Linked DNA regions of Homo sapiens: regions 1, 2 and 3 are each linked to region 4. The links are chromatin contacts, found by Hi-C or POLR2A ChIA-PET in ENCODE. All regions are on one chromosome and are shown on one strand. The core of a region is the stretch at or near the end of the contact, and the rest is flanking DNA. Distances in the headings are between cores, read along the strand shown. Region 1 has its middle 78 kb from the start of LNCOG. Region 2 holds the start of CSRP2 (cysteine and glycine rich protein 2). Region 3 overlaps NAP1L1 (nucleosome assembly protein 1 like 1). Region 4 overlaps OSBPL8 (oxysterol binding protein like 8).

Region 1 (6,546 bases), core at 88-2,587, 270 kb after region 4:
TTTTCACCTTTAGTTCTAATATGATTTTTAAAACAAAAACATATAGTAAATTTGTATAAAATCTTGGAATTTTTTTCATCTTTTCTTTCTATAACTGACACCCAGGAGCAAGCTGGCGAATTAATTTGAAGTTTTGGCATCTTGTATATTATTATTTGATTTTCTTTTTTCTTTTTTTCTTTTATATTTTACTCAAAGATCCAGCAGAAATGAATATTATTTTAGTTTTTAAGGCAGCCTCTACTATTGCATCAGAGATACTGAAACCTCCAAGAAAAATTAAAAGATTGTTTCTTATGAACTAATAGATATGTCTTATTAATATTCTACTCAACATTTTAATGTATGAACTTTGTTTTTATAGACTAGTTCAAGACCAGAGTCTATTAGTAAAAACAGATTTTACAGAAAAGTGAAAAATGATAATCTATAAAGATCATTGGAAAAAATGTGCTCTCTGATAGGTGGTAACATGTGCTAGTGTTTCTTTTATTAATAAATTAGATATCTGAAGAGGAATACAAAAGATTGTCAAAGGCTCATGCACACATTAAAATATTTATCCCTGGCTTTCATTTCATAAGCTGAAAATGTCTAATTCATATAAAAATAAAATGTTAATACACCTATTATCATCTTGGCACCTTGGTACTTAGATTTGTTATGTTTATGTAGGCAAGGGTTCACAATCTTGACTGCACATTAGAATTATCTGGGGAATTTTTTAAATAAATTTTGATGCCCAAACAGAAGCCCAAACCAATGAATCAGAATCTCTCAAGGGTAAAAGATGGTATTTTCAAGGAACCTCAGGTGATTCCAAACACACCAGTGAGGTTGAGATCTACCAATTTTAGCAGTTCCTGATCAAGCCTCATTTTAATTACCATCTCTGTTAGAGTCATTTCCTCCTCTGCACTAAAAGAAGAGCACAAAGCAGATTGTATCATTGCAGCTTATGCCTGTGTTTCATTGTTTTTTTAATCTTCAGTACCTGATAGCTGCTCAAACATGAATGAATAAATGAACGTACTTATTTCCAACCAGGACCATGGAGAAAGGCTGCCACCATTTTAAAGACAGCAGATTCATTTAGAGCACATTGAGAGATGATCTGACTCATTTCGTTACATTACGCAGCTCTGAGTCACCTGGCACTTTCCCAGACAAAAAGTTTCAGAATCTGATGTTTCAGATCCTCATCCAATAGACATTTTTATCCCAGGAGCCAAGGCTGAGAATGCAGCTGACAGAATCAGTACAGGGCTTCTCTTAGGGAAGCGGTGGGAAGTCCCTGCTGCTCTGTGCTTATGTAACCATATGTTGTACAAGCATGACCCATAGAATGTGATCCAAACACTATATTTGTCTTGCTCCATCATTTTAAACTCTTATCAGTGGAGACAAACTTTTCTTGTTCATGGAGAGTCTTGGGCCACTCTCAGTGTTAGTCACTTTTAGTTGTAAAACAATCCTATTTTAGAAAGTTAATATAGTTGGTCTCACATAATAATAAAAAATCCAAACGTGAGATCAGGGCTAAACCATCACCTCTTCTCCAGCCTGGGCTTGTGTCGAAAGCCTGCATGTGGAAGGAGTTTGTGATCCTTCCGTTCTCTCTTTTCTCCCAGCTCACCTGTGCCACCTGTGATTTCTCTCTGGCTGGGGTCAAAATAGGGAGAGGGAGGAAAAGGAAGAAAATATGACACTGTTACTTGGCTGAACTTGGTAATGGTTGAAGTGGGAAACCTTGGATGAGAACAAGAGAGGGTAGCAGTTGATTCTTTTCTCATGGGAGATTTCATGGGTTCTTCAGAGTTTCTTGCTCTTCCCTTGACCTGGGCTGATCATGCTCTCCTTTGGGTGGTGCAAGGAAGGAAAAATGCTTTCTTCTACCTTTCTGGAATCTGTGACTGGTCCAAGAATTTAACTGAAATAAGACAGAATAACAGGCGAAAAAAAATTGAATTGTGTCTGCACACACAGGAGACCCACAAAAATATAAGACTCAAGGAAGGGGTCAGATGATTGAAACTCATATATTATCAGGAGCTACAGAGAGGAATAGGGGTTAGAATTTCTGGGTGGGAAGATGGGTGGAGACAAATTATGGGAAGAGGAGAGGAAATGTATGGTGAATAAAGGTTGTCGTGTGGTGCAGATAAGCGTCTCTCAGGTGAGAAAAGTTGTCTAGGAGTAGCTCTCTTTCTGGTACTGATATCTTTAGTAATAAAAGATATCTTTAGTAATAAAAATGTCTTTAGAAAATTCCTTTAGGCTGGGCGCGGTGGCTCACGCCTGTAATCCCAGCACTTTGGGAGGCTGAGGCAGGCAGGTCACTTGAGGTCAGGAGTTCAAGAACAGCCTGGCCAACATGAGGAAACCCTGTCTCCACTAAAAATACAAAAAGTAGCCAGGTGTGGTGGCACGCACCTGTAATCCCAGCTACTCGGGAGGCTGAGGCAGTAGAATCGCTTGAACCTGGGAGGTAGAGGTGGCAGTGAGCTGAGATCACGCCGGGGCAACAGAGTGAGACTGTCTCAAAAAATAAAATAAAATTCCTTTAAATGAGAAAACTTATGCTTTAGTTTAGGCAGCTGAGGGGAAAGTAAAGGGCTTTTCCTTTGTTGGCTCATTCTCAGTTGCCTTTAGTTCAAAATAATTAATATGCCAAAGTAGCATATTTTGGGGTAGCACTTTCTGAACTCTTTCAATGGCCATTTGTGACACTTTCTTCACCTCAAGATACATAGGCCCCTCCAGGCAGCCTAGTTGACAAAAAGAGCTCCTGACAAAGGCTCTCTTCTTTGGCCAAGCTTGAGTCAGGCTGCCTTGGGTCTTTTCTGACTAGGCCAGACCTTGGGTTTCCTTCTCTGTCTTTGTAGAATCCAGTTAGAGGAAGAATCCTGCTAAGTCAGGTTAGTGAAAATTCTCCACACTGGGTATCTGACCACCTTCAATATCTTACCCTGGCCTGCCTTAAGCAAGAATACTTTTTTTTCTTTTTCTTTTTTAAGACAGGGTCTCTCTATGTAGCCCAGGCTGGGATGCAGTGGCTATGCATAGGTGTAATCATGGCACAATACAGTCTTGAACTCCTGGCCTCAAGTGATCCTCAATCCTCAGCCTCCCAAATAGGTGGGACTATAGGTGGGAGCCACTGCACCCAGTATACCTTCAGCAAGAATTCTGTTGAGTCCATCTAGCAAGAATCTCCCTTAAACCTGATCTCTCCTCTTAGTCACTTTCCATCCACTGACTCCTATCCTGCTCCGTGGCTATAAATCCCCACTTGTCCTTGTTGGAATTAAAGTCAAGCCGAAGTCTGGGCTCAGTGGATCATGCTTGTAATCCCAGCACTTTAGGAGGCTAAGACAGGTGAATTGCTTGAGCCCAGGAGTTTGGAATCAGCCTGGGCAATATAGCCAAACCCCATCTCCACAAAAGTTAGCCAGGAGTGGTGGCATGCACCTGTAGTCCCAGCTACTCGGGAGGCTGAGGTGGGAGAATCACCTGAGCCCGGGGAGTTCGAGGCTTCAGTGAGTCATGATCTCCCTACTGTCCTCCAGCCTGGGCAACAGAACAAGACTGTCGAAAAGAAAGGAAAGGAAAAGAAAAGAAAAGAAAAGAAAATAGAAAAGAAAAAAGAAAAGAGAGGATAAGAAGGGAGAAAGGAAGGAAGGGAGAAAGAAAGAGAAAGGGAGAAAGAGAGAAAAAGAGAGAAAGAGAGGAAGGAAAGAAGGAAAGAATGAAGGAAGGAAGGAAAGAAGGAAGGAAGAGAAGAAGGAAGGAAGGAAAGGAAGAAGGAAGGAAGGAAAGAAGGAAGGAAGGAAGGGAAATCAAGTCCATTCTCTCTCCCCCACTACAAGACCCCATTTCTGTGGTCCCAATCCATGTCGCTATGGCCTCCCTTAAATACAGTCTTCCTTACCATCTTACCAAGCATCATGAATAATGTTTTAACACCCACACTGCTCTTCTTGGCCCACACTGGCCCATGAGACACTCCTGGATCCCTTATCTCCCTACCATATGGAGTCAGGCACATCTCTAGGCAGCAGCACACTGCTGGTTCCACCATTGAGGCAGTTGCCTCTAGAGCTTCAAGACACCATTCACAGTTCACTTTTCCTTCCTCAAGCCTGAGTGAGGGACTAGCCGTTTTTCTCTCTTGGTTGCAGGGAGCACTTAAAGCTCTGCCTGTAGTTGCCATGAAGTCCCTGTCTTCAAGGTATACCACCACTCTCCAGCAGGTGCACCTCCTCTGTCTTAGGTCAGTCTCCCTAGAAGCAGAGCTTGAAGTGAGGATTCTTGTTTAAGTGACTTACTGAGGAAGTGTTCTCATTAGAAGTGGAATGAAGAAAAGGATAAAGTGGGGGGAAAGGTGGTGGGGATCGGGGGTCCAGCACTTGCAGACCAAGCAAGACCCCAGCTAGAGACTAGCTTAAGTCTCATCCCACAGGGAAAATTCTGCAGCCCAAAGCACATCACAAACACCGTCCTACTTTGGGGCAAGGAATTCAGTTTATTTCCTCCTGCTAGTAGGATTAAGTTTTGCGGGCCAAGGTTGTCTGACAATGTGCAATTCGCCAGAGAAGGGGGTGGCTGAGAATTGTAGGAGACAAACTCTCAGGAGCTGGTGGGTGGGAGAGGGTAGGGCCACGGGTCAAAGTGCTCTGAAGGGGTATCAGCAATATCCACTACACCCACCCCACCCCAGCCTTTCTGTCTATCTTGATCTTTTGGTGCAGTTCAAGGACGGTGGAACAGATTCTTGAAGACATTTCCTCTTAAATGTTCTAATTGGGAGAGGGAGTGCCTGTCTCACTCACTTTGGTATCTGACATCTATCATAGCGTCCCCTCCATTTAAACAGAGGCAGGAGGAGTTCCATTCTAACATCCTCTCATTCTGAAGTGTGCTCAGGTTTTTCTTTTACACTAGTGACCATAAAGCTCAATGCCTTAATCCCACAGGCCAGAACCCAGAAAAGTGAGTAATCTCAATTCTCAAAACAATGTTTAGTGGTTTCCCTGGTCGCTATGATAGATTTTTGCTGTTCAGACTCTTCCTCTCAACAGACAGCATTAGAGATGTAGCTGGGGAGAGAAGGATGCATTCTGTGTCCATGAAATAGAATAGAGTCACCCGGAACAAACCCACAAGTTTATCATAAAAAAGCAAGCGCATTAAGTAAACTGGACTACCAAGCCATGGAGAACAACTTTTAGAGTATCCATTACCAAGCTGCGGCTAGAACAGCTTTTTAGAAATCTTCCTGAGGCATTCAGGAGCTTCAGGGAGAATGGACAGAGAGAGGAGAAGGGAGACTGACCTAGTATGGCAGTATATTACCAATTTCCAAAAGAACACCCATGCCAGGGAAGTCCCCAAAGGGCTAGAGATAAGTCAAGGAAAGGAGTCACTGAATCACAAAGATGTCAGAGCTGTAGGGAATCCTACATTTTATGCAGAAAAGCATCCCCTTTTTCACAGAGGAGGATCTGTGGCACAGAGAGGTCATGATGAAGCACTTGCAGACTGGCAACTCAAAGGCCAAACTTGGCCTGCACAGTCTCAGTTAGAGTATGAATTCATTGTGAAGACTGAAAAACCAGAAGATGGCATGCATGCACACATGCACACACACATGTGCACCTGGTTTTCTAACTTCTTTTGAAAATCTGGAGACCTGGCAACAAGAGGCCCATAGTCTGGCATCACAATAACCATCCAGGGCTTAATGAAGATGACAATCTAGTTTATTGTGTCCCATACCCAGCCAGTTTGGTTTTTATTTTTTATTTTATTCATTTGTTTTTTATTTTAGAGACAGGGTCTTGATCTATGGCCCAGGCTGGAGTGCAGTGATGTGATCATAGCTCACTGCAGCCTTGAACTCCTGTGCTCAAGTGATCCTCCCACCTCTGCCTCCAGAGTATGTGGGACTACCGGTGTGAGCCATTGCACCCAGATCCCCAGCCAGTTGGACTGATCTATCTTATCACCTGGTCCCTATAGGTAACATGGGGTGTGGCTTCTCGGTTATGATATTTATCCAGAGTCATATAACTAGTGACAGACTTGGGTAGGGGCCCATGTCAAAATTGACACTTGATACGCACTGGCAAAAAAACTTCTAGGGGGTCCAGGACCTATAACTACTCCTGGTCCATGGTGCTGAACCAAATTGGAATGGGCTTTCAGGCAGGCTGGCTAAACACAGCTCTAGTGAGTGTAAGGAAGAGACAGGTGATGGGCGGTTACCTAAACCAGTCATCAAGAGGTGTAGGTTCAGGAAATTAGGAAGAATACAATAACACAGAATTTTGTGGCAAACCACTGGTGGCATCAGAAAATTCTGGCATGAATTAGCAAGGTCCCAGCCACAGAGCTGACGGTCAAGAGTAGGATCCCTGTCCCTGTTTGAAGGGATAGGGCCCTGGCCAGCACTCAATCTTGGAAGAAGAACTGGAATATCAGGGGAAATCTAAGGTCAGAGGAGTAATATTAGGACTCAGTTACATTGCTAGAACCAGTACCTAA
Region 2 (7,200 bases), core at 525-3,024, 420 kb before region 4:
AGCCTCCAAGTAGCTGGGATTACAGACATGTGCCACCACGCCCGGCCAACAAGCCCAATTTCAAATGATAAGACATGGCTATGGAATTTAGGGACAACATGAGCTTGACGGAAAGCAAACAGCTCAGGTTTGGGAGGCCCCTTCCACAAAGAGGCATTGAGAAGAACTCAGGGTAGGAGAGAAAGGGCAGTGGTTTGCTGCAGTGAGACTCACTGATACAGTTTCATTCAGTAGAAGCACTAGGCAAACTTATACAAGAAAAAATAAACATTGTAAGCAGCTGAGCTAAAGCGAATGTAGAATCTGAGGGACTGAATTTTCCTGTTGGCCCGTGAGTCAAGTCACTTACACTAGCTGATATCACTGAAATAAGGATTGCCCATATTTAGAAAAGCTCACAGCAGGCAAGAATGCTTTCCAGACTCCTGCCACAGTATCAGGAGATGTCAATCACCACTATGTGTTTTTGGACAGTACTTGGTGGACAGAGAACAAGGCAGCTATAATGAGTTTATCCTGGATTGGCCCCAGCATATAAAATAAAACAATAATAATATTATAAGTCGGTTCTGTACGTTGTCATGCGGATATGTGCTCCCTGCCCTCTCCCCAAGAGGGCATTTGGCAATGTCCAGAGACTTTTTGATTGTCACAACGTCGGGGGCAGGTTGCAACTGGCATCTAGTGGGTGGAGGCCTCCTACAATGCACAGGACAGCCCCCTACAATAAAGAATTATCCAGCCCAAGATGTCAATGGTGTGGAGGATGAGAAACTCTGGACCAGAGGAGGCAATAGCATTTATGGCATGAGGGGGTTTTGGTCACTGACTTTTTTGAACTCCCCACTCCGCAAGTATCAGTTCTCCGGGATCATTGCTTCTGGCAGGAGAGGTCATGAGGAGGCCTAGAATATGAACCAGATAGAGATTGCATTGTTTATTTTCCTTTTCATCTAAAACAATAAATCATCCTGTAGCTTAGGCATTAGGTCCCTTCGGATGTCACGGTATCCTTGTGCTTTTCTGACATCAACACATATAAATACAGGGCCTGTGGCGCCCGGGGTTTCTGCCTGGGTTTAGGTTTCTTCCCCCTCAGCATCGCGTGCTGTGCCCTGGTGGAGGGGAAGAGCGAAACACTTTGGGAATGGGGCGTTTTCGTAACGTCATTTATTTAGTCTAGATGAATTTTGCTCTTTAAGAATAAGAAGTTGTGGATTCCCAGAAGCTGGAAATCGGACGAGAGAATATGCGTTAACTAGGGAAGTTAATCACGTTGAGTTTACTGACAAGGACAAGGCAAGGGGGAGGTGGCGGAAAGCCCCGTTTGGCTGACTTTCTACTGCTGGAGCCTCCCGGCCCATGACTGTCTCCGCGAAGAGGGGGATCGGCGCTCGCGGTGGACAGGTCCGACGCAGGGCGGCGGGGGCCACTTTCCAGCGGGACCGTCCCGCCGCCGGGCCTCCCTGGAGGGGAAGGAAGTCCCTCTCCAAGTCCCAGTGGCTTTTGGAACTGCCGGGTCCCTTTGGGAGGGAGCGGTCCCGGGACGTGGGAAGATGCCGGGCGGGCGGGAAGCTGCAGGAAGAGGCGGGCCTCCTGCCTTTTGTCTCCTGGTGGCTAGCCCGGAGCGGGCAGAGGGCAGCCCGCCCGCTACACGCCCCAGCCCGGCAAGCGGCTCCGGGAATCCGGCGGGCGGGGCTGGGAGGAGGGCGGGGCGGACACAGGCCGCGCCCACCGAGCGCTCTTTAAAAGGCACCGGCGCGCGCTTCGCCTGGGATCTCGGACTCCCTGGACCCTCCCTCCAGCCCAGCCTCGCTAGCTCCGCCTGCGGTACGTGCTCCCGCCTCCGACTCAAGTGAGTAGGGGCGGTGGGGCGGTTCCGCGGCGCCGCCAACCCCGGGGCGGGAGTTGCAGGGGGTTTCCACCGCCTCCCGGGGTCGTGCTGTCGCCCGGCCGGCGCGCCCCGGTCTCCTCCGACATCCCCATCCCGGTCCGCATTTGTGCCCCTGCCAGCCTTCTCATCCCTGCGCCCCAGATTTTCTCTCTCTTATCCCCCAAACACACCTGCCCTTGTCCCCGAGGCCGTCCAGGCCATGCCCTGGGATCCCAGGCCCGCGGGGCAGGTAAATAATCTTATATGACCTTTAATTTCTCCATACTGGTTTCTCTGGGAGAGAGGCGGGTTGTGAGTTTCGCGTTTCTGCTAATCCGCCTCTTAGCAGCCGTCGGTCCCCTCGTCCAGCGGCAGGCTCTCTCTGGGGTGGGGGTCGGAGTCTCAGGGCCCCCTCTGCCCGGAGTGTGGTGAGCACCGAGGGCGACCTTACTGGGTTCTGTCCCCTAGGGGTGGAATGGGGCTTCTACATCCCCCCGAGCCCAGGGTACTGCTCCTGCCGCCGTACCGGGCTCCTGGCATCCCCATTGTTTGGTGGTGTCTGCCCACCCAGCACCGAACCCCTCTATGTTGAAGGAACAGCAGGGAATGTCAATCACTTACTCCTAGCTTTTTCCAGAACTTTCTACGATTCAGGTACAAAGAAGAATGCAAGAATGCTTGGTTGTGAAATTATGCGACAGGTCCTGCGAATCACATTCTGGGTTCTCCAGAGCCAGATTCAGGAGCTCCACGTAGGCACCCCCTGGGGGCGGGGGCGGGCTTTCTAAACCGGCGGATCCCTTTCCCCCTTCTAAGCCAGGACATTTGTTAAACGATTTTTACTTAAATGGCTACCCAAAATGTTTAACCTGTTTTATTTGCAGTCTGCAAACCAAGCACATTTTCCCTTTATAAATGCTTTTCGGTACAGAATTTTTTTTGGGGGGTGGGGGGGTGGGGCGGGGGCAGTTAGTAATTTTTTAACCCGGGCAGCGAAAATCGTCGTATTTAGTTCTTGACTTTTCCAATTAACCTGTTTTAAAACTCTCCTCATAAAATGCCAAGAATTCAAATAGGACAGCCACAAAGTTGGCTGTACTTTGACTCACGTTTTTCAAGAAAGAATTGGGTGATAGATTTTGAAAGGGAGAATCTAACATAGTTTCAGAACTGCATGCCAAGCTACAAAGAATGTTGTGAAGTACTAAGTGGTCTCCCCCAGTACTCCTGGGGTCATCGCTCTCGTCCATTGTCACTGATACTTTGTCAGTATTTCTCTGGGTCCTTTCTCCTCTGCATTGTAGTTTTCTTTGCTCTTTTGGTTCTGTGTTACCTTTGAGACCAGACCTGCATCACATGAGTCTTTGAAACTCACAGTGCTTGCTTGGGTACCTTGGACAATTGACTGAAAGAAGGAGCGAATAAGGTTGTGATTATAGGGAACAAAAATATAATTTGACTCACACAATAGGTATTTGTTTGCAGATTTGATCTAAAGTTCGTATCATAAATTTTTAATGCATTTCTCCGAATGTATTTAACAAATATTGATTGATACTGGTATAGGCTAAGTACTGTGCTGAAAGCAGTACTTGCTGGAGGCCTGTCCTGATGAAATTGCAAAATCACTTGGATTTGGGGGAGATTGAATTTTATCCTAAAACAGCAAGAATGTTGGTGTAGAGTAGAGGACAGCAATAAATGAGGAGTTTTAGAAGCCTGAGTCCAGAGGCAACTCTGACACTAAATTGCTATAGTGATCTGGGTCTCTAGGTTTTCTTCTTTGTCAAAAGTGAGGTGAATCAAATGAACCCCAAAAGGGAGCCCCCTATGGGAGAGGAGGCATGGCTGAAAGGGGGAGGAACGAAGCCAGGCAGGACCAAATTCACACCTCAACTCCAGTACCCATTGGTTTGATGCCCTTGGGCAAATTAACTTTACTCTTTGGCCTCAATACTTCATCATGTAAAATGGGTGTAGTGGCACATGCCTTGCAGGGTTGTCATAAGGCCTGTTGATACTTGTACAAAGCCCAGCCCAGCCTGGGAGTAGTTCCTTGTAATTAGACAAAGTTGTGCACTTGGTTGAATATATGTGGGAAAAGGCTATCAGTGAAAGTCTGTTTCAGGAGAGAGCTGGCTCACACCTGAAGAGCGTTTCCTAGACCTTGCCTGGAGGCCAGCTTTCTTCTCTGTGCAGATGTTCACAGGTTTCCTCAAGGCACCTTACCCTGACTGCCAGCATGCCATCCCTTGGGTTCTGTTGGGTGGGGATCCCCAGACACCTCTGGATCTTTGATTACCTAGGTGGGGTTTCTGACTTTTTATATCATGGCACTCCTGTGAGGCCTCCAGACCCCTTCTCAAAATGACGTAACATAAAGTATGTGGTACCAAGTTCCCCAACCCCCAGAATTAAAAGGAATTGTGGCCTTTGGGTTAAGAATCCTGAATTAAGGGAATATTTCTCAGTCTGGATAGTGGAGAAGCTGGGCACAATTTCTTTTTTTTATATTTTTTCCTTTTCAAATTCCTTTTTACCACAGGCACAATTTCTGATTGTTAAAAATTTTATTGTTGTAAGTCACAGAGGAAGAACTAATAGAAGTACATGGTGAATGATCTGGAAAGGATATCAGGTTCCTTGTTTTTTTGTTTACAATCTTATTGTGCCAACAATACTATTGTCTTCGACTAATAAGAACAGACACCATGTAATACATTAGGGCCAAATTACTTCCCAGTTCACTATAGGAAAGAGGGCTTCATGGTGGTTTCACAGTACTTCCAAAAGAAAATAAGCAGAGAGAATTGAATCCTCATCCAGCACACGGCAGTGCAGGAACTACTCAGCTTAAGAAGAACCTATGCCATAGCCATGGAGGTCGGTACTACATCTGTATTGCTACCAGGGGTTTAGTTTAGCAAAACATCAGTGAAATAATTTTGAATTGGAATTTTATTGGTATTCATTTTTAAGTTGAATTGATAATTTTATTTTGGTTTCACAGTTATGAGTCATTTAATAGCTCTATGCCTCAGTTTCCCCACTCATAAAATGAGAATAGTGGTAGTGCTTACTTTAGTTGTTATGAGGATTAAATGAGGTAATATAAACATAAGTAAAGCATATATTAAGCTTTATAGAAGTATTTGTAATTATTACCTGTCATGTGGCAGACACTATTCTAGGTGTTTTGCATATATTGTTTAATCTAAAAACTGCCTTATTGTATAAATAAGCATTGTCCCCATTTTTAAAATGAGAAAACTAGCAGATCAAATGAACAACCTGTGATCATTTGGCAAATAAACAAGAGTCTCAGCATATATATCTAGGTCTGATTCCATGAAAAAATCGTGCAAATATTAAATTGTTTGAATAATTAAATAACTTGTAGTTTTGCACAGATTGTGGATTGCTATGGCAGATGTTGGGGATCAGGGTTACTGAGCTTATAGCATAGTTGCATTTTAATTACAATATGGGATTTGGCAGATAGTGATTCAAATCTGTGTCGAATTTTGCTGCACTCTAAGTTGAAGACACGAGTGGTAGCAGAATACAGAAGTAGTAAGAATGGTGAGGCTGAGGTACACACAGGAGTGTTCACTAGATTAGAAGAGAGTTTTCCTTCAGTGGGGTTAGATTTAGGTTAGCAGAGAGGGGTAATAAAAAGCTTTTTGGTTGAAAGTAGCAGTTTGGGTGTGAGAGTGGTGCACAGAGACCACTTACTGACCGCTAGTTGGATGGAGAGGAAGGTGTGTAATTTGTGTGTGTAATTTGGTAACTCAAGGATTGAGAATTCTCAGGTCATTTGAATAGTCTCAACCCTTAATGTTCTGTGCCTGTCAGATATGGGAGTTTTGAGGAAAGCTTGTGGTTCTGGAATCAAAACATGAGCCTGATTTGTTTCTTTGGAGATCTGTGACCTCAGCAAGTCACCCAACTCATCAGTCCCCATCCTTTTTGGCACCAGGGACCAGTTTTGTGGAAGACAGTTTTTTCATGGATGGTGGGTGGATGGTTTTGGCATGAAATTTTGGGATGAAACTGTTCCATCTCAGATCACCAGGCATTAGATTCTCGTAACGAGTGGGCACCTAGATCCCTCACCTACACAATTCACAATAGCGTTCCCGCTCCTATGAGAATCTAATGCCTCTGCCGATCTGACAGGAAGCAGAGCTCAGGTGGTAATGCTCGCTTACCCTCCACTCACCTCCTGCTGTGCAGCCTGGTTCCTAGCAGGCCACAGACCAGTAGCAAGTAGCCTGAACACAAAACACAGCCATCGGTCTGTGGCCTGGGGGTTGGAACCCTTGACCTAACGGACTGAACTTGGTATATTCAGGCCCCGAGTGCTCCTAAAGGAAAAGGAAGCCCGCCCATTTGTGGAGTACAGGCTCTTTGCCAGGTACTTTACAAACTTTATCTCATTAAATCTTTACAACCGCCTATAAGATAGTTCTCATCCATTTCCAAGTTACCTCTGAGGAAGTTAAGGCTCAGAGGTTAAGGAAATTTGGCCAGGATCACATAGCTGATAACTAGCTTTGACAACCAGCTTGTGTCTATCTGATTCTAAGCTCCGCACTGTTTCTTTTATATCTGGCATGTCTAAAAGGTGGCATGTGTACTGCGGTATTTCCATGGCAAAAATAATTAATCACAGTTCTCTTGATTGTAGAACCTGGACTGAATTTCAGAATCTTTCTCAACGTAGTTCCAGGAATCCACTCTCAGTGGATCTGCAAGATGAAACTGTTTTGTCATGCCTGTGAAAGTAAATGGTGCAGACCTTCAAAAGCCCTTTTTGCATGCCTCTGTGTCATTTATTATATTGCTATTGTTTGTCCACATGTTTTTACCACCTCAGTAGAACTCTGTGCAAAACGGGCCTTTCCTTATGACCCATTTATCCTCAGCCCCCTAACCCAGTACCTGGCTTATGAAATACTGTTGAATTAATACATTTATATGAGAGCTTCATAAACAGTAAAGCATTATGCAGTGCTTATAAGCTGCCTCTACCCTAGAAAAATTACTTGAGATACAGAAATGAAGTTAGCTGGATGGAACGGAGGTAAGGCAGTTGCCTTGATGGGGAGGGTTTGGGGGATAAGGAAGGAATAGATATGTGAGATGGTAGGGCAAGATGAGTATTGATAACAAAGGTTAGAACATTGCTAAATATTGATACTATCATTTGAGTCCCCACTATGCAAGCGTTACCTCATCTATAACTCTATAAAGATGGTACTGTTCTTAACTCTCTAAAAAAGGTACTGTTGCCCTAAGTTTACGGATGAGAGAAATGACACTTC
Region 3 (6,620 bases), core at 4,121-6,620, 400 kb after region 4:
CATGTCTAGGAAGCAGAGTAAGGATTTTTATATTGCTTTAATGCTGAGAAATGTATCATTCTCATATGTGAAGAGATCGTACCCCTTCTCTGTCAGCTATTGCTACTTTTGTCGTCCATATCTCAGAGCTTTTCTATTTTCCATCTGTCTTTCATGCTGCCTTCTGGTAGAACTTTTCAACATCATGGACTTTATCTTCAGTCGAATCTATCCTGTTTCTCTTATTTGTTGCCTATTTTAGTTATTGTATTTTTCATACTTAACATTCCCAGTCTGTTGTAGATTTCTTGGTCTTGTTGCATGTCAATCTTCCTCATCTCTAAGTATATTTACATTCTTGTTTAAATTCTCTAATTATGCTGCTTCAGATGATAATCATTTCATTCACTCTTTCATAGAAATTGTACCCTTGAAGTTTCTAGTTATTCTCTGAGCTCCAGCACATTAGGCAATACCAGTTACCCTAATAATGAATATTTGGGGAGAAATGAAGGTCTGTGACAAGGAGAAGGGCGCAGGGTGAGCCTAAGTAGTAGAGCACTAGTTGCCTTACACTGAAAGTTTGCTGCCAGTCCAGGCAATTTTTATGGTGTGCTTTGTAGGGTGGGGGACTAGTCTCCTTTGGTTGTCAATTCATCATTCCTAGATTGGATCAAATACATGTTTGAAGGCTTTGAACCGTGCAGCTTTCATCAACCCTCGCATTGGGCTCTTGTGAAGGGTGAAGATGACAGACAACGATTGTTGCAAGGCAGGAGCAGAACTTAAAAAGCTTTCTTGCGGAACTGCTATCTTCCAGTTTGTCCGCACTGCTACCTGCTGTGGCCATTCCCTCCCTAAGTTGTTGGTTACCCTGTACAGTTAAACACAACCTCCAGTCTTACCTGAAATTGCTTATGGTGTGTGTGTGCCTCAGTAGTTACTTCATTCTTGTTCTAAAGTTTCTGGGATTAGCTTTTTGGGGGAGCAAGAAAAGCCAGAAGCCCATGCCAGTTCACCACCTTGGCAGAATAGTGCTTTTCACTTAAAATTAACAGAAATAGAAAGTTGATATCTTCAAGTGTTTGTTTTTTATTTCTAATAATCTTAAGTAAACTGGTGGCTAAGTAAGTGAATTATTTGATTTACAAAAGTTTGTGGCAGGAAAGTTTAACCTGGATTTTGTATCTGTTGCACAGATTCCCTGAAGTTATTTAAATTTTAAGTGTGAACATTTATTGTTAGAGAGGTTTAATCATTCTTTAGGAGACTCATAACCTAGTGTGTATAACCTTTTAAAAATCAGTGCCCCCTGTTCACATTAGCAGACATGGAATCAACCTAAATGCCCATCAGTGACAGATCTGATACAGAAAATGTATACACCACGTAATACTTGCAGCCATACAAAGAACGAGATCATGTCTTTTGTGGGAACGTGGACGGAGCTAGAGGCTATTATCCTTAACAAACTAACACATGAACAGAGAACCAAATATCGTACATTCTTACTTACCAGTAGGAGCTAAATGATGAGAACTCATGAACACAAAGAAGGAAACAACAGACACTGGGGTTACTTGAGGGTGGAGTGTGGGAGGAGGGAGAGGAGCAGAAAATTAAGTATTGGGTACTGGGCTTAATACTTGGGTGATAAAATAATCTGTATAGCAAACCTTCACATACACCCCTAAACCTAAAATAAAATTTTAACAAAATAGTGCTTCACAGTTCATTGTATGGTGTATGAACTTTATCTCATCAAAGCTGTTATTTATTTTTGAGACAGGGTCTCATTCTGTCAGCCAGGCTGGAGTGCAGTGGTGGTGCAATCTTGCTCAATTCAGCCTCGACATCCCAGGCTCAGGTGATGCTCTCATCTTAGCCTTCCAAGTGGCTGGGACCACAGGCATGCACCACCACACCCAGCTAATTTTTGTATTTTTTGTAAGGACAGGGTTTTGTCATGTTGCCCAGGCTGGTCTTGAGTTTTTGGGCTAAAGGAATCCACCTGCCTCGGCTTCCCAAGGTGCTGGGACTACAGTTGTGAGCCATAGCACCTGGCCCTAAAGCTGTTATTTTAAAAATACATGTCTCCTCTTTATAGTATGTTACACTTGTATTTAATAATGTAATTACTAATTCCTAATTAAATATGGAGACTAAAAAAATAATGGTGTGTGGAATCTTGTCCTTTTTCCTGATATGTCTATGCTCCCCTCCTTTTTCCTAATAACTTGTATGGGTGAGATATATGTAAAAGAAAAATCCAAGTAATCATTGTTCTCAGAATTAAGATGGTCTGTCCATGACTTCAGCAATGACAAGTCCAACACTTAACTTGGGTAAAGATTTAGGGTTGACAATATGATTTACATTTTGTTTATCAATTTACCCAGTTACATTTCTACTTTTGAAATATAGCCAGTGGATCAATGTATTTATATCTATTTGATTTTTATTTACTTTGAATCTACCTTTTGCTTCAGATAAAAAACCTGTCATTCACTAACTCCAATGCTTCAGTTTCAGTATGACAAAAGAAGTGTGACTTCCATTTTACTCTGATGCTATATAACTGATTTCTAACCTTTCAGCCTGCCTAGGGTAGTTAAAAGACGAGTGAATGCTCTCAAAAACCTGCAAGTTAAATGTGCACAGATAGAAGCCAAATTCTATGAGGAAGTTCACGATCTTGAAAGGAAGTATGCTGTTCTCTATCAGCCTCTATTTGATAAGGTAATGCTTTCTCCTACTTTGTTTAATTTAACATTCTAGAAGACGAATTCTAGAAACATAAGCAGACTTGGAAGAGGTTAATCTTTAGAACTCTCATTGAAATTGTTATTAGAGGCAGCACTTGGAGGAACTATCAATAATAGCAGTTAAAGTTGTGGTATGCATTTGTTAAATTTGTAAGACTTCTTAGTGAGAAACCACTGGTTTTAGCTTGGATGCCAGTGTTTTTATACAGCCTTTTTTTTTTAAATCATTTTAGCGATTTGAAATTATTAATGCAATTTATGAACCTACGGAAGAAGAATGTGAATGGAAACCAGATGAAGAAGATGAGATTTCGGTTAGTACCAACTTTATTTTGGTATGTTTTTAAGATGATAAAATCTTAGGACTTGTCAGAAATGTTAGCATTTAATGATGGAGTACAATATTATATAACCAGTTGTATTTTTTCATTTTTTAATTTTACGTCTTTATTACACGTTTTTCTATTACTTTATTTTTAAAAAACAGTCATTCAAGATTGTAATTTGCATGGCAATAAGCAGCGGTTTCATGGGTTCTAAGTTTCTTAAGTGTCCACAGCAGTTTAAAACACCACAAGTCTTATTTCCAATTTGCAGCACCTGACTTAAAGTTCGAATTCATCTGATGGAGCATTAAAACTGTCATTTTCTCTTGTGAAAAGACATAATTGCTATTTCCAGGACTGTATATTGAACATGGTTGTACATTATTTTTAATTGGTTAGTAGAATTTTACTCATGTAATTTATATCCAGAATAAGAACCTCTAGCATCTCTGAATGGCCTTCCTCTCAGAACGATGATGATTAAATGTCTAAAATGTATCTGGGGTGCCCCCACTTGACATTACCAAACATGTTTCCAAATAATCTTAGAAAATATGATTCTTTAAACATATGCATACCACATCTTTAAACATAAACATACCACACAGTGCACCATCACTTCCTTAACCATTTTCCAATTGTTCACTTATAACATTTGCAATTTTTTATTATAAATCATATTGTGATGAATACTTTCATCCATAAGTTTTATTGCAAGGCTTATTGTTTCTTCTAATGTCTTCTAATTTCAAAGAAGTGGCTTACTGGTTCAAACAGTGCACATACGTGGTTTTAAGGCTTTTAGTATACTTTACCAAATAATCTCCAGAATAGCTCCAACAACTCCTACCAACAGTATGTTATTGTGCCCATAGGGTGGACTTGATAACAGCAAAGCAAATTCAACCACAGATATATTAGATTCTCACCCATCTCAAAACTATCACATCAGAGAAGCAAGGAGACATATTATTGGTGAGGAAGCCAAATTCAAATTCTTTTAAAAAATCACTCAGCTTTAGATCAGTAAAATAATCAACAAAAATGGTCACCGCAAAGTCTACCGGGTTTTTCAAAAAATAAAAAGAGAGAAAGAGAAAGGCCAGGCGCAGTGGCTCATGCCTGTAATCCCAGCACTTTGGGAGGCCTAGGTGGGCCAATCACTAGGTCAGGAGTTCGAGACCAGCCTGGCCAACATGGTGAAATCCCATCTCTACTAAAAATACAAAATATTAGCTGGGTGTGGAGGCGGGTGCCTCTAATCCCACCTACTCGGGAGGCTCAGGCAGGAGAATCACTTGAACTCGGGAAGTCGAGGTTGCAGTGAGCCGAGATCGCACCACTGCGCTCCAGCCCAGGCGACAGTGTGAGACTCCGTCTCAAAAAAAAAAAAAAAAAGTACCAAATAACCAAAATTTTTTATTTGACTAAATTCTGTTCATGTATGAGCATGACAGTCTCTCCTGTTTATTTGACTTTGGCAATAAAAAAATAAGCAGCCTTGTACAGAACAGGGAAAATGCCAAGAACGAAGGCAGTCTACAGTTTTACTGTAGAATACATATATATATATATATATATATATATATATGTAGGCCTCTCTCCCTTTGGCCATATCTACTGTCAGTTCAGGCCATTAACTACAGACAAATTTTCAAATTCACTTCTTCTCCAAGATCTTCGATGCTGTCATCATCTACTTCTGTCTGTTTTTCCTGAATGACCTCAATTATGTCATCTGTAAAGTCTCCTTGAATGATAATTTCATCCTCCTCTGTTACTGAGGCACCACAGGAGAATTTTTGAGCAAAAAATCTTTGTGTGATTTAAGATCAATTTCAAAAGTTACAAGGCCACAACCCTTGTCACATATTTCTTTGCTCTGGGAATTTTGGCTATAGTAACCTTTTGTGGTACCGTCTTTGTTTTTTTGTTTTATTTGACCCCTTCCACCTCTCTTCTGTTTTTTCTTCTCCTCTTCTTCCCCTGCTGTTCCTTGACCTTGACAGATTCCAGCTTCTTGTTTGGGTGAATTTTCCACAGTAAGTTTTGCATATTCATTTGGAAAATTCTTCTCTAATCATTGTCTACATTTAGCAACATCAGGCATATATTCACAGTACTCTATTGGTAATGAACAGACTCCACAATAAAGGACTCAAAGTAGGTAATCAGCATCTAACTTGGCTCTGTTCCTTGGGTCTCCTTTGCAGTCAGCCCTATTGGAATCGGAAACGTCAGCAGCCATTTCACAAACCCAGGCAGTTGCACAGGCCCCGCCAGCTCTGCTCCCGCCACTGTTGCCAGCTGAGCCGACAAATGCAACTCGTTTCCCCGGCCAGGGCCTCCCTAGAGCATCAGTTGTATTTTTATACCTAGGAAATATTTTTCCTTTTTGTAAGAATGATAATGCAGATGAACTGTTATTCAACCTGGCACCACCATCTGTACTCAAAAAGTCATTATTTCCTTACATTTTATAGTTTTTTTGTTTAAGAGACAGGGACTTGCTGTGTTGCCCAGGCTGGAGTACACTGGCATGATCTTGGCTCACTGCAGCTCATTCCTGGGCCCAAGCTATTCTCCCACCTCAGCCTCCCAAGTTGCTAGGACTATCTGAAGCTACTATGCCCAGCTTAATCTACTTTTTTTTGTAGAGGCAGAGTCTTCTTGCCTAGGCTGGTCTTAGACTCCTGGCTTCAAGCAATCTTCGCACCTCAGCCTCCCAAACTGTTGGGATTATGGGCTTGAACCACTGAGCCACTGTGCCCAGCCTATTTTTATAGTTTTTTTGAGTCTCTGTTGCCCAGGCTGGAGTGCAGTCTCGGCTTATTGCAACCTCCACCTCCTGGGTTCAAGCAATTCTTCTGCCTCCTTCTCCCAGTAACTGGATAACAGGCGTGCGCCACCATGCCTGACTAATTTTTTGTACTTTTAGTAAAGATGGGGTTTCGCCATGTTGGCCAGGCTGGTCTCCAACTCCTGACCTTAAATGATCCACCCACCTCACTTCCCAAAGTGCTGGGATTACAAGCGTGAGCCACTGCGCCTGGCTTACAGTTTTTAGTTTGTAGATTCATTATATTCTTTTTTTTTTTTTAACTTCATGGTAGGCTGAGGATTGTTGCCATTTTCAAGTGAAGACATGGAGGCTTCTAAGTGACTTGCCCACAATGAATAATGGCAGAGCTGTGACACACATTCAGTGCTGTGTTAAGTGTTCCACCTCTCTAGCATTGCTATTTTATGTTGTTTGGTAAAGAGAATATAATGTTTTGATTAAGAACACCATGGGGTGAGGCAATGGACCAAATTAGTATTTCTGTTGCTTTTCTTGTTTATTATGCTTAAGTCTTCATTTTTAATTAGTTTTTACATTTTTTTTTTACTAAAATGGTTTTTCCTACACATCTTGGTCACCTTAGTGGTTCTCTTTGGAGGGGTGTGGTAGCAGTAATTTTGATGGGATTAAGGTTTGTTATGGGCAACGGCGGTGTTTACACAGATAGACTAGAACTTTGAAGGTAATATCTGGTGACTGTGCTTTTTG
Region 4 (6,513 bases), core at 802-3,301:
TTAATTACCTCATATATTTAGACATGGACTCAGGTGAACTGAATGGCACTGCTGAGCTTTATAAATAGAATAGCATTTTAAATATTAACTGAAATATTTTATCTTAGGAACTGGGTTTTTACAAATGGAGATCTTTTTTACTTCGAATAGAAGAAATTTACTTAAGGTTATATATTTCAAGCATATATATAAATAAAAATATACAACATAATATTAGAGATGACTTTATCATGTACTCTGCCAAGTATTAAAAGGCTGGGTCTGTATAATCATTTGTTAGAGACCATATATCTTTTAAAGTGAAGTACAGTTGACCCTTGAACAAGACAACTTTTAACTACACGAGTCCACTTCTATGTGTATTTTTAAAAATAAATATATTGGAAAATTTTTCTGAGGTTTGTGACAATTTAAAACTCACAGATGAACTGTACCTTAGAAACATAGAAAAAATAAAGGAAAGGTTAGGTATATCATGAATGCATAAAATATATGTAGGTACTAGTTTATTTTCTTACTACTTTAAAATATACACAAATCTATTACATAAGTAAAAATTTATCAAAACTTTTCACACACACCGTACACGTTGCCATTCCCAGTTGAGAAAAATGTAAACAAACATAAAGATACAATATTAAATCGTAACTACATAACATTAACTAGTACATACCGTACTACTGTAATAATTTTCTAACCACTTCCTGTTATTACTATGAGCTCAGGTGTTGCGAATATCTGCTTAAAATGCTGTGTGATGCTAATCATCTCTGTATGAAGTTATTTGCTCCAGTAAATTGCATATTGCTTTAAAAAGTCATTTCTCATCATTCTTGCCTATTTTCATCATGTTTCGTGCAATATTGTAAACCTTGAATAACGCTATGGGACCCATGTGAAGTACCACTGTTGATGCTTCGGTTGCTCCCAAGAAGCAGACAAAGGCCATGACATTACAAGAAAAAGTTTAATTGCTTAATATTTAGCTCTAGATTGAGGTCTGCAGCTGTGGTTGCTGCTATTTCAAACTGATGATTCATCTTGTAAACAGATGGCATAAACTTATGGTATCAATAAATATGGTATAGTACTGTAATTGTATTTTCTCTTATGATTTTCTTAATAACATTTTCTTTAGCTTATGTATATATTGTATTACATAATACAATATGTAATACATACAACATATACAATATGTGTTGACTCTTCGTATTATGTATAAGGCTTCCAGTCAACAGCAAACAGTAGGCTATTAGTACTTAAGTTTTTGGAGGGTCAAAAGTTAAATGCACTTTTTTTTTTTGACACGGAGTCTTGCTCTGTCACCTAGTGCAAGGACACAACCTGGGCTGCCTCAGCCTCCTGAGTAGCTGGGATTACAGGCGTGCACCACCATGCCCAGCCAATTTTGTATTTTTAGTAGAGATGGGGTTTCACCGTGTTGGCCAGGCTAGTCTCAAACTCCTGACCTCAAATAATCTGCCTGCCTCCCAAAGTGCTGGGATTACAGGTGTGAGCTACCACTCCCAGTCCCTAAATACACATTTTTGACTGCTTAAACGTCAGCTGTAATTTCTTGGTACTTGATTAGTATCATGTACTATAGAATGAAAAAAGTACGTGATCTATACTGACATTTAAATTATTGGAGTATTTAAGAAATGTATACCTTAGAAGAAAAGGAGATATAGGATTTACATACAGATTATTATTTATGACTTTAAAAAATTACTTCATCTTATTTTAGCTTCCACTTAGATTAAAGGCAAACTTTGAAACTTGTAAAATTCTTCAAATTTTATATTGATGAGTTGAATTCAGAAGGTAAAAATGTTTTTGATTCATGTTCTCCTTAGATGCAGCAGATATGTTAATTATATTAACTATTTCAGTGTGATTTCTACTAAAGATGAGTAATGTGAGTAGCAAAGCAGGTTGCTTTACTTCCACTTGAAGTAGAAACAGCAGAGGGCACTGTAATGTTATCTTTGGTAGGTGAGACGGTGAAACTGCACTGGAGTCACACAGTGATTCATTTGCCAAATATCTATTCAGTCATTTAGAGAGTATTTAGTGAGTATCAGTTATATGCCAAGGGATACAGAAAAAAAGTCACTGTCCCTCTTAAACTTATGTTTGAATAGTCTACTATTATGTAACTGATGTAGGAAATCATAATGATTTTTATATTCCCTAGCCTCTTTTGTCTGTATAGTTGTTAATGCTTGTGAATGGGGTGAGGGAAAATAAATAGAAACATGGGCTTTCTGGTTTTTTTGGTAAAGAGGTGCACTCTGTATACTGCTGTTTCTGCATATTCTTGTTACTTCACGGCTATCAAAATCATGTAGTAATACTTCCATCGAAAATGGATTAGAAAGGGTGAATAGAGCTAACTTTACAGTTCAGGCTGTTTTAAAGTTATTCAAGACATGGACACCTATGTTTTACTGACAGAATGCTAAAACCTACATTAATTCTGCTAGTGGTTCTTATAAAGTATTTTAAATTAGCATTAAATGTTCTGTCTGATACATACAAAAGAATATGTGTCATATGTAAATGAGAGCATAATTATACAATGAGCCCTTATTGAGCTATCACTCAGCTTAAGAACTAGAATCTTCCATGTACCTTAGGTCTTTCTGCTGCTTTTTTTTTTTTTAGATAGAGTCTCGCTCTGTCGCCCAGACTGGAGTGCAGTGGTGCAATCTCGGCTCACTGCAAGCTCCGCCTCCCGGGTTCACGCCATTCTCTTGCCTCAGCCTCCGAAGTAGCTGGGACTACAGGTGCCCACCAACACGCCCAGCTAATTTTTTTTTTTTTTGTATTTTTTAGTGGAGACGAGGTTTCACCGTGTTAGCCAGGATGGTCTCAATCTCCTGACCTCGTGATCCACCAGCCTCGGCCTCCCAGAGTGCTGGGATTACAGGCTTGAGCCACCGCGCCCGGCCTCTGCTGCTTTTTTATCCCTGAGCCTGCCCCAAGAGGGCATGACTAGGTTGTATTTTTTTCTTTTTATTATTCTTTGCTTTTTAAAAAGTCTTTTTTTTATTGTTTTTTACTCATGTATGTATCACTAGATTTTGCTTGGTTTTCAATTTTAAAAGAATGGTGTCATGGTTTATATAATTTTCTAGGACTTGCTGTTTGTAGTTACCTTTTTTTTTTTTTTTTAATTTTTTAAAGAGACAGGGTCTTGCTCTGTTGCCCACACTAGGGTGCATTGGTGTTATCACAGCTTACTGCAGCTTTGAACACCTGGGCTCAAGTGATGCTCCCACCTCAGCCTCCCTAGTAGCTGGGACTACAGATGCCTGCTATGCTAGGATTACAGTGTGAGCTACCACGCCCAGCTAACTTTTTTTAATTTTTATTTCTTTTAGAGATAGGTCTTGCTATGTTGTCTAGGCTGGTCTTGAACTCCTGGCCTCAAGCAATCCTCCCACCTCAGCCTCCTGAGTAGCTGGGATTATAGATGCAAGCCGTTGTGCCTGGCTGTAATTAACATTTTACTTTTAATATTCAATCATGTCGTTTGTTATAGAACTAGATCATTCCTTTTTAGTGCTATATACTATTTCATTATATGGATATGCCAGAATTTATTAAAATTCATTTTTCAATTGATGAATATGTTGTTTGGTTTTTGCTATTATGAACAGTGTTGCTATGAACATTCTTATTCTTGTCTCTTGGTATATACCTGTAAAAGTTTTTCTAGATCCAAGAGTGGAATTGTTGGACCCACAGGGTATTCAGTTTTATATAAGAAGCTCACATTGTTTTCCAAAGTGCTTGTATCAACTTATACTCCATTAACAGTGCTTAAGACATCTCGATGATCCCATCCTCATCAGTATTTGGTATTATCAGACATTAATTTTTGTTAATTTTACTGAGTATAAAATATTTATTATTTTGATTTGTATTTGCCTCATTACTAAAAAAGGATGAACATCTTTTCATACATTTATTGCCCATTTGCATTTTTCTTTTGTGAATCACTGTTCAAGTCTTTGCCCTATTTTGCTATTATGATGTTCTTTTTCTAATGATTTATTGAAGTTTTTTTTTAAGAACATTCTAGGTACCAACCTTTTGTTAATTATGGGTGTTGCAAATATCTTATTTTGTGCCTTTTCAGTTTATGATACCTTTAAATAAATTTATACTTTTAATATTGAACTTACTGATTTTTTAATTTTTGGGTTAGTGCTTTTTTGTGTCTTTTTAAAGGAATCTCTGTCCCAAGTTTATGAAGATATTCTCTTATTCTAAAGATTTTCCAGTTTTGCTTTTTTACATTATGTCTGTAGTCTTCATAGAACTATTCTTTGTGTGTGGTAAGAAGTAGAGTTCTCTCTACTTTTCCAATATTGATGACCAGTTGATAACCTCATATTGTTAACTGAGTAATTTATTCTCCCTATTTCTGTTGTATATCTGAGCTCCATGTATGTATGTGTCTGTTTCTGAAAGCTATCTGCTATGTTCTTTAGGTCAATTTATCTCTCTGCATCAGTACCATACATTTAAAATTATTTTTAGGAATCAAATGAATCTTGGATTTAGTAACTGAAAGAGACACCATATACTTTATGATGTTTTATAAAAATATAAAGTTGGTTTATTGACTCATTCAACATAAATTTATTGAACATCTTTAGTATGGTAGGATGCGACACCTTCAATAGGGCAGGAAGTTTACCAGGACCTGAGAATTTATGGGAAAATAAGGCAGACAAAACTTCCTTCTCTCATGGAATTTAATGTCTAATGGAGGAAGAAAAGCAATAAACTATATTTTTCAGATAATGATAGGAGCTACAATGAAAATCATGTAAGGTAAAGTGATAATAGTATAACTGTGAAGTGGTGGGTACTAACCCTAAAAAAAAAAAAATGCCAAATTGTGCCATGTTGAAATTAAGAACGTATCAAAAGTACCATGAAGAAACCAAAGGGCTTTTCTGAAGAGATGACCTTTGAGCCCAGACAACAAAGGAGAGGAGCTAATAATGTGATGATCTGGGGTAGGAATATTCCAGGTAGAAAGAGCAAGAGATAAAAGCCCTGTGACTGGGCAAAAGATGGCCTTTCTTGAGGAAATACCAAGAAGACTATTACGGCAGGAGCCAAGTGAGTGACAGGAGAGTAGTAGAGAATGAGGTTGGAACAAGTAGCAGGCCAGACTGTGTTGAATTTCCAGGTTATGGATTATATTGTAAATGTAATGGGAAGCCAGTGAGGATATTTCTGCATACTGGAAATCTAATTTATGATTTTAAAAGATTGCTCAGTAAGAGAAAGAGAAAAATAAAAACACATCTAAGGTTTTGGCCTGAGAAAGTAGTGGGAGGGGAGTAGTGATGGCATGAACTGAGTTTGGGGAGAGGCAGGTTTGAAGGATGAGCAGAATCAAAAATTACATTCTAGATAAATTTGAGATGCCTGTAAATAATTAAGAGGTGATTATAAGGCAGGCAGTTGGGTATGTAAGTTTGAGTTTAGGGGGAGATAGGAAGTTGGGAGTCATCAGTCTATACATTTTTTTAATTGACTTGGAAAAATAATTTTTTATATTTTGGATGAAAAGTGCAAGTGTTTTTGTATTTTTACTTTGGAATCTAAGGAGCTGAAATAAAATTTTGAAAACTATCGCAACAGAAAACATTTTAAACCAATTAGATTTAAAGGACATGATGATAAAAAGGTGAATGTGAAATTCTGAATGTCTGTATTGAAAAATAAAACCTATGGTGGAGACTAAACCGTCTTTTTTTTTTGAGGTGGAGTTTCGCTCTTGTTGCCCAGGCTGGAGTGCAATGGCATGATCTCTGCTCACTGCAACCTCTGCCCCCCAGGTTCAAGCGATTCTCCTGCCTCAGCCTCCCTAGTAGTTGGGATTACAGGCGCGCCAACACGTCTGCCTAATTTTTGTATTTTTAGTAGAGACGGGGTTTCGCCACGTTGGCCAGGATGGTCTCGAACTCCTGGCCTCAGGTGATCCACCTACCTCGACTTCCCAAAGTGCTAGTAAATCGTCCTTTCTTAAGATGAAACTCGAGTTTTTATAGGCTGAAAGCACAGGAATATAAAATGAAAGAATGTGGAGATCCTCAGGTACTTTGGACTTGGCAGTTTGCCCTGTTTCTTCATTGAGTGTTTTCACTTTGTTTCTGCTCTCTGAAACTGGGCATGGCTCGCTATTACTGAGCGATAGATAGTAGGATGGCCAAATGGGTGAGAAGCAACTACAAAGCACTACTTAAATTGTTTATTGGGGCAGCAAGCTTTAAGAGACAGACTTTGGAACCAAATGGTTCTGAGTTAGAATCTTGCCTCTATTACTGTTTAGCCTCAGGCAAGGCAATCTCTGACCCTCAAGTTTCCTCCTCTCTAAAACAGTTATCATACCGACTTTTCGTGAAAATTAGAAATTAGAGTAGAAATTCTAGCGAATGTCAAATATTATTTTATACTGCTAGTAATTTGTAGTTTTTCTGATTA

Evidence for each region. A loop is a pair of places that touch in the nucleus more often than their neighbours do. ChIA-PET counts read pairs that join two places held with the same protein, here RNA polymerase II (POLR2A). Pooled maps may share reads with other maps.
Region 1: a loop to region 4 is called in a pooled map, with 4 times the contacts of the local background. The contact joins two enhancer-like sites. A Hi-C loop is called at or near these places in 1 of 37 single-sample maps with no recorded cell type and 7 of 50 pooled maps. POLR2A ChIA-PET finds 5 or more read pairs at or near these places in 1 of 52 experiments (activated CD4-positive, alpha-beta T cell).
Region 2: a loop to region 4 is called in a pooled map, with 2.3 times the contacts of the local background. The contact joins the promoter of CSRP2 here to the enhancer-like site in region 4. A Hi-C loop is called at or near these places in 1 of 50 pooled maps. POLR2A ChIA-PET finds 5 or more read pairs at or near these places in 3 of 52 experiments (PC-9, activated CD4-positive, alpha-beta T cell and common myeloid progenitor, CD34-positive).
Region 3: a loop to region 4 is called in a map of A673, with 6 times the contacts of the local background. The contact joins two enhancer-like sites. A Hi-C loop is called at or near these places in 7 of 168 maps with a recorded cell type or tissue (A673, CD4-positive, alpha-beta T cell, CD4-positive, alpha-beta memory T cell and 3 more), 6 of 37 single-sample maps with no recorded cell type and 17 of 50 pooled maps. POLR2A ChIA-PET finds 5 or more read pairs at or near these places in 2 of 52 experiments (OCI-LY7 and activated T-cell).

What each region holds. Positions count from the first base shown.
Region 1 is chr12:76,178,289-76,184,834 of GRCh38, reverse strand. No RefSeq gene overlaps it. Among named protein-coding and RNA genes, the nearest start is that of LNCOG, 78 kb to the left of the region's middle. Within about 2 kb of position 1,337, at least 4 of the 41 ENCODE cell types and tissues checked have a DNase peak (open chromatin) inside an H3K27ac peak, as active enhancers do.
Region 2 is chr12:76,873,593-76,880,792 of GRCh38, reverse strand. CSRP2 (cysteine and glycine rich protein 2) reads left to right here and starts at 1,774. Exons shown (of 6, transcript NM_001321.3): 1 at 1,774-1,855. LOC124902971 (a long non-coding RNA gene) reads right to left here and starts at 2,434. Exons shown (of 2, transcript XR_007063380.1): 1 at 2,143-2,434; 2 at 1-905. RefSeq lists silencers at 1,505-1,554, 1,585-2,014 and an enhancer at 5,849-6,350.
Region 3 is chr12:76,056,236-76,062,855 of GRCh38, reverse strand. It overlaps NAP1L1 (nucleosome assembly protein 1 like 1), which reads left to right. Exons shown (of 15, transcript NM_004537.7): 5 at 2,577-2,718; 6 at 2,978-3,058. It also overlaps the pseudogene DENRP2. Among named protein-coding and RNA genes, the nearest start is that of NAP1L1, 25 kb to the left of the region's middle. RefSeq lists an enhancer at 6,604-6,620. Within about 2 kb of position 5,370, at least 2 of the 41 ENCODE cell types and tissues checked have a DNase peak (open chromatin) inside an H3K27ac peak, as active enhancers do.
Region 4 is chr12:76,451,394-76,457,906 of GRCh38, reverse strand. All of the region lies in intron 3 of OSBPL8 (oxysterol binding protein like 8), which reads left to right. Among named protein-coding and RNA genes, the nearest start is that of OSBPL8, 110 kb to the left of the region's middle. Within about 2 kb of position 2,051, at least 3 of the 41 ENCODE cell types and tissues checked have a DNase peak (open chromatin) inside an H3K27ac peak, as active enhancers do; they include PC-9, where a contact is called at or near this core.